Linked DNA regions of Homo sapiens: region 1 is linked to region 2. Evidence: chromatin loops called from intact Hi-C (ENCODE). Cell type or tissue: A673. All regions are shown on one strand. Each heading gives the region's core, and the rest is flanking DNA. Links, peaks and the distances in the headings are about the cores only.

What was found. Peaks named below come from ENCODE experiments on the same cell type or tissue, not always from the same donor. Only the 100,000 strongest peaks of a DNase experiment are listed, where the experiment ranks them.
Region 1: a loop joins it to region 2, with 2.7 times the contacts of the local background. A loop is called at or near these places in 2 of 110 quality-filtered maps.

The regions. Positions count from the first base shown.
Region 1 is chr5:38,190,390-38,195,772 of GRCh38, forward strand. No RefSeq gene overlaps it. Among named protein-coding and RNA genes, the nearest start is that of LINC02119, 45 kb to the left of the region's middle. In A673, for the core only: a CTCF peak has its summit at 2,926 (motif pointing left); a DNase peak (open chromatin) is centred at 2,882.
Region 2 is chr5:37,665,590-37,670,972 of GRCh38, forward strand. The region is part of intron 10 of WDR70 (WD repeat domain 70); the gene reads left to right. Among named protein-coding and RNA genes, the nearest start is that of GDNF-AS1, 170 kb to the right of the region's middle. RefSeq lists a silencer at 178-472 and an enhancer at 2,938-3,232. In A673, for the core only: no CTCF peak of the experiment used is centred there; a DNase peak (open chromatin) is centred at 3,082; H3K27ac peaks cover 666 bases.

The DNA of each region.
Region 1 (5,383 bases), core at 106-5,105, 520 kb after region 2:
GGGAGACCAGCCGGTCTGAGTTCCATTCCCATCTCTGCCACCGGCTCACAGGGGTGACCTTGGGTCTGTCACTAAAACTTTCTGGGCCTTCGTTTCATCTGAAAAATGGTAGTGATGATACCTGCATCCTCACAGGAATAGTTACGAGGATTAGGGAGATTAGAAAAATACACAGGGCTCTTTTGATCCCTTTAAAGTCAGCAGTGAAGGATGGATGGATGCAGAAAGCGGTCTTAGGCTAAGTAGAATTGGCTGCCAACAACAGGATGTGATTTGAGGTGTAATCAAAAGTCGGCCGGTGCTGAGATAGCTCCCCTAGCAGCCTGTGAGCTGCTCTGAAATCCCACTGCTGGACTAGAGAGCCAGGCTAAAACACAAGTGTGACAAGTCGCAGCAATAACATACCATCAGCCTTTGCATGAGTTAGCTGGAGTAGGTTGCTGGTTTCCCAGGAGAAAAAAAAAATGGGCCCTGAGTGATTGAGGCCCTAGAACAGGTAACTATGACTGACGGAGAGTTTAGATAGAAAGAATGCAGGAGCTCAGAGTCAGGGGAACTGTGGTTAGGGACTTTGTGGGGAGCAGAGTGGTGTGAGGAGAGTGCCAGAGCCATGGAGAATGTTAATTACAGAAGCTGATTTTCAAAGTACTACAATAGGCCTGGCGCAGTGGCTCACACCTGTAATCCTAGCACTTTGGGAGGCTGAGGCAGGCAGATCACTTGAGGCCAGGAGTTCAAGGCCAGCCTGACCAACATGGCAAAACCCTGTCTCTACTAAAAATACAAAAATTAGCTGGGCGTGGTGGCATGCACCTGTGATCCCAGCTACTCAGGAGGCTGAGGCAGGAGAATAGCTTGAACCTGGGAGGCACAGGTCACAGTGAGCCGAGATTGTGCCATTGCATTCCAGCCTTGGTGACAGAGCAAGACCCTGTCTAAAAAAAAAAAAAAAAAAACAAAACACTACAATAAATGTTAGATCATTCGTCCCAGTAAGAGCCTTCCCTAGGCAATGTCTGATGTCTAACTTTCATGTAAGACACTGTAGACATCACTTCTTACTAACCTTTGCTCTTTATAAAACTGGCGATCCTACATTATGTGTTCATGACACCAAGAAAAAGCATTGCCCTCGTGAAAGTGCTATGATGATGATGATTGCAGCTGTGCGGGCCAGTATTATCATTTCAATTTCAGTCGGTACCCATTTGTTGAGTGTCATCACACTAGGGAGGATGGTGGGGGAGGAACAGCATGGGATTTGGCGTCCTGGGGCTTGGGTTGGATTCCCAGCTCTGTCACTTTGTTCTGGAACCTTGGATACTTAAGCTTTCAGGGATCCAGTTTCAGCTGGTAAATTGGGATAACAGACCTACCTCACATGCTTTCCAGAGGATCAGATGAGGTGATGCAGTGTGAAAAAGCCATGCTGGATGTGACAGAGGGCTACACAAAGGTGAGCTGCTGTCTAAATCAGGACAGGCTGGGGTCTGCTGCTGTAACAAACAAACAGTAACCTGACATTTCAATGGCTGCATGTCAGCCACAAGTCAGCCTAGGGGGCACTCTGCTCATCAGAGTCACACAGGGACACAGGCTCCTGGAGGAGCCCTTAGCTGCCTGCTCAGGAAAAAAATATGGTAGAGTCTGCATTGGCTCTGAAAGCTTCTGCTTACCTTTCATTAGCCACAGAAAGTCACATGGCCACATCGACTTCCAGTGAGCAGGGAAGTGCCATCCTATCATGTGTCAGAAGGAGATAGAGTTGGAATATTTATTCACAGCCTATGACCCGAACAGTTGCTACTCTACAAGGCTGGATAAGATGTGGTCCTTGTCCTCAAGACGCTTACCAGAGCTCACCTCAAGATCCCTACCCAGGGGTTTTGGAAACATCTCCAGGAAAGTGTACCCTCTTCTTTCTGCCATGGATCCCTGCCCCTGCCTGCCCACCACACGGCCAGGGCCTCATCACTTCTAGCTACCACATGAATGGCTTTGCTAAAAGCAGCTAGAACACCCACATGCTTCCCTGGCCTCTGCCACTCTTGTTGTAAAATAACCTCCAAGGCCTCTTTTTCGGAGCTTGTGCCTTCCCTTTGTCCTTCACCCAGATGTTGAGGAGAGGTGCCCAGGTGGCCAGGTTCGTGACGATCCCCCAGGCTGCAGCTAATTGCACCATGCTTGAATGCAGCTGGGAGGAACAGCTCTTTGCTTGCCTGGAGCCCTTCTTGTACCAGATGTCTGCGGACCTTCCCACCGCCCAAGCTCAGGTCTTACTGCCTTTAGGGAAAGAATGAAACAGGAAAGCTTAGCTCATTTGGTGTCTCTCACCCCAGGTTAGAACCATCTTTCTGTTCTTCTGCTGGAGCAGAGACATCTCTGTAGCTCCCTTCTCCATCACCCAGAGATTCCTGGGGTGGCCTGAGACTCACCAAAGCCTTTTTCTTCCTTCCTCTTGAGTGGTGTCCCTTCTCCTTGGACACTTTAGTTGGAGTCCTGAGAGAGAGAATGAAAGAGTTTAATGCAATACTATTAGTAATAACAATAAATATAATAGGTTACCATGTGCTAGGCTCTGTTCTGAGTGCCTTGCATATATTAACTGATTAAATGTTCACAAGAAGCCTATGAAGTAGGTATTATTAATAGTCCCACTTTAGAAATGAGGAAGAAACGCGCTCAGAGAGGTTATGTAGGTTGTTGAAGGTCACACAGCTAATACGTGGCAGAGCTGCGATTTAACCAAGACCGTGTGACTACAAAGCTCATACAGATCTGTTTTTATCATGGCAATTAGGTCTACAGTGGTTGAGAGAGATGGTTGAGGTTACAGATGGCAAGGGCGCCTTTATTCCTGGTGCTGGCAAAATGGCCTTCCCGGTGTATTAGGAGGTCGTGCCTGCCCTCTGCTGGTCGTGAATGAGCATTGCCACTCAGAGGATGTGGACGAGAACCCGCCGGCAAAGCACTTCACAGGTATTTCAAAGAGAGTAAACAGGCAAATAAACTTGCAGCTTACATGCAGCAGCGGCATATTGACTATTTCTTTCCCTCTGGTTTGGTGTGTTTTACATTTGTTTTTTTCTCCTGGAAAAAAAAAAAAGAGGAATAAAAAGCAAACAGGCAGCTCTCCACCTCTGAGAACAAGCAGAAGAAAACCACAATTATGCAACTATCAAATAACAAGTCTATGTGTTTATTGTCTCATGGAGATTGTAATGTAGTACTAGATGCCCAAAATGTCATCCTAAACAGATGTAAAGGCACATTTTTGGTCGTTCATAACTAAGTTAGGGTAAAATAGTTTCCTAAGTTAATCAGGGTATTCTTCCACTATCGAACGTTGCATGCAAAAAGATTCTTCATTTAAAAAAGTTCAGCTGTTTTGAATTATCTATGTTCAAATAGAAATTTTGTGTCCCTTTCTGATTTGCTGTAGAAAGACAAAGGTGGCCATCTCTGACTAGGCTGCAGTGCAAGTCAGCCGGAGACATAGCACATAGCACATTACAGGGACCCAAGATTTTTGGGCTTATAGTAGTGACTACTCTTAAGGGGACAATCTGGCTTCTTCGAAGGCCCCCAGCCAAGAGGACCCCTTCAGACAAGTCAGTCCTGCCCACTAAATCTTTATGGGGAGGGGAGTAGAAGGGAGAGGAAACACTGCCACGAAAATCTAATCCTGAAAACTGTCCCTGGGGATTAACCAGCTGAAGCCAAGTATTAGTTCTCACACTGCTATAAAGAACACCTGAGATTGGGTAATTTATAAAGGAAAGAGGTTTAATTGACTCAGAGTTCCACATGGTTGGGAAGGCCTCAGGAAACTTACAATCATGGCAGGAGGTGAAGGGGAAGCAAGTCACATCTTACTTGGCGGCAGGAGAGGGAGACAGAGAGAGGAAATTTACAATCATGGCTGGAGGTGAAGGGGAAGCAAGGCACGTCTTACCTGGTGGCAGGATAGGGCAAGAGAGCAAATAGGGAAGTGCTACTTTTAAACAAATCTCATGAGAACTCACTCATGATCACAAGAACACCGTGGAGGAAACCTCCCCCATGATCCAATCACCTCCTACTGGGTCCCTCCTTGGATTACAATTTGAGATGAGATTTGGGTGGGGACACAGAGCCAAACCATATCAAGCCCCTTGTAACAGGTACGTGACCTGAGGAGTCATGGCCTCTAAAGGTTGGATCTTCAGCTCCCAGACAGAGAATTGTCAGCATTCGTAGTTCTTAACTTGGATATTTAAAGTTTCCCTCTCTGAGAAGTTTGAGCAAGTTACAGGACATAGGTCACACCCACAGCAAAACTTTCATTGATCAGGGCTCTTGTGTGTATTTTTCACCCCCTGCCAACACACTCTACTTAAGTAAATGTGAAAACCTCAAGAAAACTGCTGATCAGAAGATTCAGTAAAGCGGACCTACTTTCAGGACATACCTTAGGATCTGTGCATATTCAGATATCCTGCATACCATGCTTGGACCAGGTACATTTATATCACGACCTTGGCTAACTTTTTCTCATCTATGCTCACTGCTTCAAATAATCGCCTCAACATGGGGCACTTGCAAGTCTGCTTCCTTACTGCTGCCTCTGTCCTGGGATCTGGATTGGCGTTTCCAACTGCCTGATGGGTAGCTCCATCTAGATGTCCCCCCAGGACCCGCAAGCAGCATGTCCAGATCTGACCCAAGCATCCCATCCCTGAAAGTCCCCTTGAATGCTTTATTTCTTTTAACGTCATCACAATTCTCCTTGGGATTCCAGCTCAAAGCCCCAAACTCCTCCACTTTGCCTCATGCTCTGTCCCACCAAATGGACCTGGCCAGCTGCGATTCTCTCCTACCTCTGTGCCTTCTTGACCTCCCCCTGTCCTGACTCCCTCCTGGCATGATGTCCTGGACAAGGGGGAGTTTCAGAGCCAGACATGGGTTCAAATCCCAGCTCCATTATTTATTGCATATCTGAATGTGGACTTTTTCCCTTAATTTATTCGAGCCTCATCTGTAAAATTGAAACAAATATGTACCTCGTAAAAGTAATTGTGAGATCAATCAGATAATATAGATTAAATGCCTGGTATAGGGTGAATGTTAAATATATGTTATTTTTCTACCCTCTCATTCAGGCTTCATTATTTCTCACGGGGGCTAACTTTGAGTAGCCTCCTAATTCATCCTTGCCTCTTTGCTCTCCATCACAAGCACTGATTGCATATCCACTACTTGCCAGGCACTGGGCTAGTCACCAGGAAGAGAAACATTAAACAAGTCCACAAGGCCCTGCCCCTGTGAGGCTTACAATTCAATGGAGAAAGTAACATTCTCTCCTTCCTGTGATTTATTGTCACTCTTGTACCTGATGGATCTT
Region 2 (5,383 bases), core at 176-5,175:
CTGGAAAATAAAAATCAGTCAAAAATTTGTACATTTTGATGCTTGACCTTGACTTTGTTTCTCACATCCCTATGTAGAGATAGGACTATTTTCTGCAGCAATTGGGTTATCTTTAGATGAGTACATTTCAGATTCACTCAGCTTTTGAAGGAAAGTGTATTTGAAATCTCCCTGTTCTCTGGAAAGTTGCTTTGTCGTATAGTTGGATTGTACTCCCTTTGGAAGCTTTGTCTTTTTGACTGACTTTGATAAGGTCAGCTCCAAGGAAACCCAGCATCCTCTTTTCCCTGGCGCCACTGGGCCCGCCACCCTCTCCTCTGCTTCCTCACCCTCCCTTCCTTACCACCTCTCTATCCGTCACTTGAACTGGCTGCCAGCGTTCACAGACAGCTGGGGAGAGAGTGGCTAAATCTGCCCAGCTGCCCGGGAAGCTTGGCAGCCAGGCTGAGGGAAGGAAGCATCGGCTCTCTTTGAAGGTCGGCTGCCAGTGAATCTCAGGCAGCTGGACTTCAAAGGGGGGCACCGCCGGGCTTTCCCTCCCGTCTAGGCAGGTCATTCCACGGCGCTGTGCTTCCGGTGTTGGCATGGTGGCTTTCCTCTTCAATTAAAAGCTGAATTGGGATCTGCACTTGTGTTCACACTTGTGTTTCTTATGTGACATAGACAGCCTAAGATCCCCAACTCCTGTTACCCCAGACTTAGGAGTTAAAGATAAAGAAGAAAAGGTGATATCATATAAAGGGCAACTAAGGAGATCTACAGCAGCGAGTGTGTTTTCCTTATTGCCAGTTAGTAACTGTGCTATTTGCCAAGTTTTAAATTACTTTAGGGACTCTTGGTGTGATCTTGAATAAAGGCCAATCAGCTTGTGCTTATGGACTCAGTTTAGCTATGGCCTGAGATTGGGTCTAGCAACGGATGATAATTTTATCTGTTTTCAGAAACTGTGGTAGTGCTAATAGAACCCACTATTCTACACCTAACTCTTGCTTTACTTCCCTACTTTTCACATTCAGATTCCGTTGGTGGTTGGTGACAGGACTGGCCTAGCAAGGGAAGAACAAGGGTGCTGCACAAACAGAGTCTAGGCTCACTTTAGTTGCAAATGAGGGTCAGAGCAGAGGTAGCCTGAAATCAGAGGAACCATGAGTACTATGTACCATGTATAGTGGTCGTTAAGTGTGCAGATCCTGGGACACACTGCTTGGGTTCAAATCCTGGCTCTGCCCCTTACTGGTCACATGTCTAGGGTAACTAACCTTACCTTTCTGCACCCCATACTCTCCCTGGAAAGTGGGGATAATAATAGTACTTATCTCTTAGGACAGTTGAGAAGATTCAAAGGGTTATTAGATTCCATGCACTTAGGACAATATCTAGCCCATAGTGAGTGTCCAATACATGTTTTTGCTATTACTATGTACCAGCCCCCATGACTGGATCTAGAGGGAGGTAACAAGTGACTGGTAGGTGATTTTTATTGCCTCTTCGTGGATGAAACACTACTAGCTTCTGCCTTAGATTGAATTTATACTAGACTTTTTTGAGAAATCTAAAATAATGCAAAAAGAATGCATTATATAATTTGAAGGAGAAAAAAAGTTATTTTATGCTGTCCATCTCACTCCTTGCACTGTCATCCCTGGGGATACAAGGAGGTGTCATTCACTGAGGGCCATTCATTTCACTCAGCCTCAGTTTTCTTGTTTGTAAAATGAGATAATAATTACACATACCCCAGGAGGCTTTCTTTTAATGATGAAATTGGAAAATGTATGTTTTACTGCACTGAATAGCAACATGTTCAGTAACTGTAGCTGTTGCTGTTATTATCATCATTATTATTATTTCCACCACCATTAATGTTGCCATTTAAAATTCTTACTGAATCACAGGAGGCCTTTAACTTAGCTAACAGTGATTTGACAAATAGAGGTCTTTTTCCTAAGGTTTTAGTTTTTTCCAGATAAAAGTGAGCTAATTGTGGGCCAAATTCAGCCTGTCCTCTTTTTTATAAATAAAGTTTTGCTGGATTGCATAGCCTTATCCATTTGTTTATGTATTAGCTATGGCTGCTTTCATGCTACAACAGGAGAAGTGAACAGTTGCAACAGAGTCTGTATGGTCCTCAAAGCCTAAAATATGTATTATAAGCCCCTTTCTAGAAAAAGTTTGCTAGACCTTGCTCTAGGTATATGTTTCTCCAGTGAGGTCCAGAGAATGTTAGTTCAATCCATGCTAGTCTGTACGATCTGAAAAAAAAAAAAAAAAAAAAAAAAAAAGGTTCTATAGTCAAATAAGCTTTAGAAATGTTAAGGAGGTTGATTTATTCTAGGACTACTACTTAAAAGACTTTGGCTTTTAATATACTCATGTTTATTGTGAATCTTCAAGACAAGGCCATGGTGTGCAAATAAACTCTAGTTTCGCAGGCTTACTTGGCTGTAGTCCCCTAATATGATGATGTTACAAAAACAAACAAAGCAAAACAAAACAAAACAAAAAACAATTCTCTAGGAACCCTTGCTCTTGGGCTTTCTCTCTGGAAGGACTTTCTTTCTAAATCATTCCTCTTGGTGATTTAGGTGATATCCTCATTTGGAGACCTACAGAATATCATATGAAATTCTGTGTTAGTTGTATCATTTTTTTCCCAGTAAAAATTATATTTTGCTTAGCATCAGAACAGTAAAATATACCAGATATTTAAGTCATCTAATCAGATAATATCTGCCTTTTTGAATGATTCTGTATGATGTCTGAAGATTATAAATTAGAGTCTCAAAGTCCAAGAAAGACAGGATGTTTCATTTCATGCCTTCTTGAAATTCTAAAAGCATGGGTCTTCTGTAGGACTTAAAATGTTTTTTTGCATTCAGATTTCTGAAGCATAAATTTAGAGTGCCTAAGTGATATACCAACTGGTCTCAACTAGGGTTTATAAGAAGAGAGATTAATGTGAAGGTAACTTGTGCATTAGCCATAAGGGGTTTGTTTTATAGACTAAAGTAAACACCTTCAATTTCAAGTTGCAAGCACACAGGGAGCCAGAAGATTCCAGAGCGGTGGCATCATATTCTGCCTGTGACTCACACATCTAAGTGGTTGAGCTTTCTCCCGCAGCTGCAGCTTCCAGCTGGTCATCAGTTAGAGTCCTAGGTAGTCACACACTGTGGTCACCTGGTTTGAGATGACCAAACAGGCATATAATTACAACATAGGCCAGTTATGAATGAAGGCTGGGTTATCTCTTTGCCAAACACAGATAAAAAATAAATGCTAAGTCATAGCTGTTTTCTGAAATCCCAGTGGTTGCAATAGTGAACCTGGACTGAAAGTAGAGAACCCTCCTGGAAGATTCCACCCTGGTTGTAAATGCACACTCTCTTTCTCATTTGTGAGCTTCCTCATTAATGGCATAGAGCATTCTTAGCCATTTTGGTGCCCTCCAAAATGCCTGGTTTATAGTTGGTGCAATAAATGTTTTATGAAAGAATATGAGGTCATACATGTTTTCCCCCTTTCCCAACTTGCAAATTATTTCAAGAAAATTCTGTATTTTCTTTTTATTTATATATCTCAGTGTTGTGTGTATAACAGGTTCTCAGTAAATGTTGTTGACATTGTAAATGTAGATTCCAAAAACTTCCTTATTTCACTTTTACATTATGGGGATGCTGAATGGACTTTTCAGAAATCTTTGTCAGATCCCACTGTCTTTTGTTTTTAAATTATTTCTTTAAAAGAAAGGAAGGAAGGAGAGAGGGAAGGGGGAAAACATCTTGACCTGGAACATAATTATCTTTTTTTTAAAAAAAAAAAAACATTTTGTTTTCTTTAGAGTCAGGGGTCTTGCTCTGTAGCCCAGGCTGGAGTGCAGTGGTGCAGTAATGGCTCACTACAGCCTCAAACTCCTGGACTGAAGCTATCCTCCTGGGCAATGAGTGAGGCAGTCCCAGATTCTCCTCTTACCACCTGTGTTGTCAGACCACTGCTGGTACCACTTGTGTTAGTCTGGGTCCTCTGAGAAGCAGACACCAAGACAGGATTAAATGTGTAAGAGATTTACTGGGGAGTACCTAGAAGGGAAATTGGGGAGGGAGCCAGAGAAGTCTGGAGAGAGTCAGACCATGATGTAGACCATGCGTTTGTGAAGGAGAGAGGAAAGAATGGAATATTGAATATCCATCAGCTGATGAATGGATAAATAAAATGTGGTACATCCATACAGTGAAATATTATTTGGCAATAAAAAGAAATGAAGTGCTGATACATACTGCAACATGGACGAACCTCAAAAACATTACGCTAAATGAAAGAAGCTGTCACAAAAGGCAGCATGTTTTATGATTTCATTTGTATGAAGTGTTCAGTTTAGGCAAATCTACACAGAAACTAAATTAGTGGTTGCTTAGGACTGAAATATTAAGAAAAAAAAGGGAGTGATTGTGATTGCTCATGTGTATGGGGTTTCCTTTTGGGGTAGTGCGAGGTTCTAAAATTGATTGTACTGGTGGCTGCGCAACTCTTGGAATATACTGAAAACGTTGAACTACATAGTTTAAGTGAGCAAAGTGCATGGTATGTGAATTGTGTCTCAATAAAAATCTTATATCAAAAGAAAAGAAAAAAAGGGGGAGTATATGCTGAAAGGATCTTGGACTACTGCACGATGCTAAGAAAGTTTTGGCCAAGCTAACTGGAATTCCATTTATCCTCCACACTCAGGCCTTGCAAAGCATACTCAGTGACAGAGGCAGCGAGAGTGTCAGTCATTTATGCTTTTCACGATGGGAGGTGTGAGAGGCTACATTTCTCATAAGCCAAAGCAAGTCGCGTGTCCATACCAAGATACAAAGTATAGAGAAACAGATGCCACATCTTGATAAAAAGAACAGCAAAATTATATTGTAAAGGGGTGTGCCACATTTTCAGTAACTCATTAAATTTTCCCAGCAGCTTATGAAGTGGGTACTATTACTATTCTCATTTAATAGTTGAAGAAACAGGCATAGGAAGATTAGCCCAAGATCATATAGATGTGACCTTGGAATCACAAGTAATTGTGACTACTTGTAAGTGGAAGAGCCAAGATTTGATCTCAGCAGTCTGGCTCTATAGTCTGTGCTCTTCATCATTATACCATACTTTCATATAGTATATTAATTTGAATGTCACAAAATCTATTAGAGATATTTTGTTATCCATTTTCCCTCACTGAAATGAAACCTTCACGGAATGGGGTCTTTATTTTGTTCACTGCTATATCGCCAGTGGCTGGGACAATATTTGGCATGTAAATATTAGTTGAATTTATATGGATTTGCAAAGCACCTTTATATGACAGTTCTATACTTGTATCCGCATTGTCCTTCCTACAGGT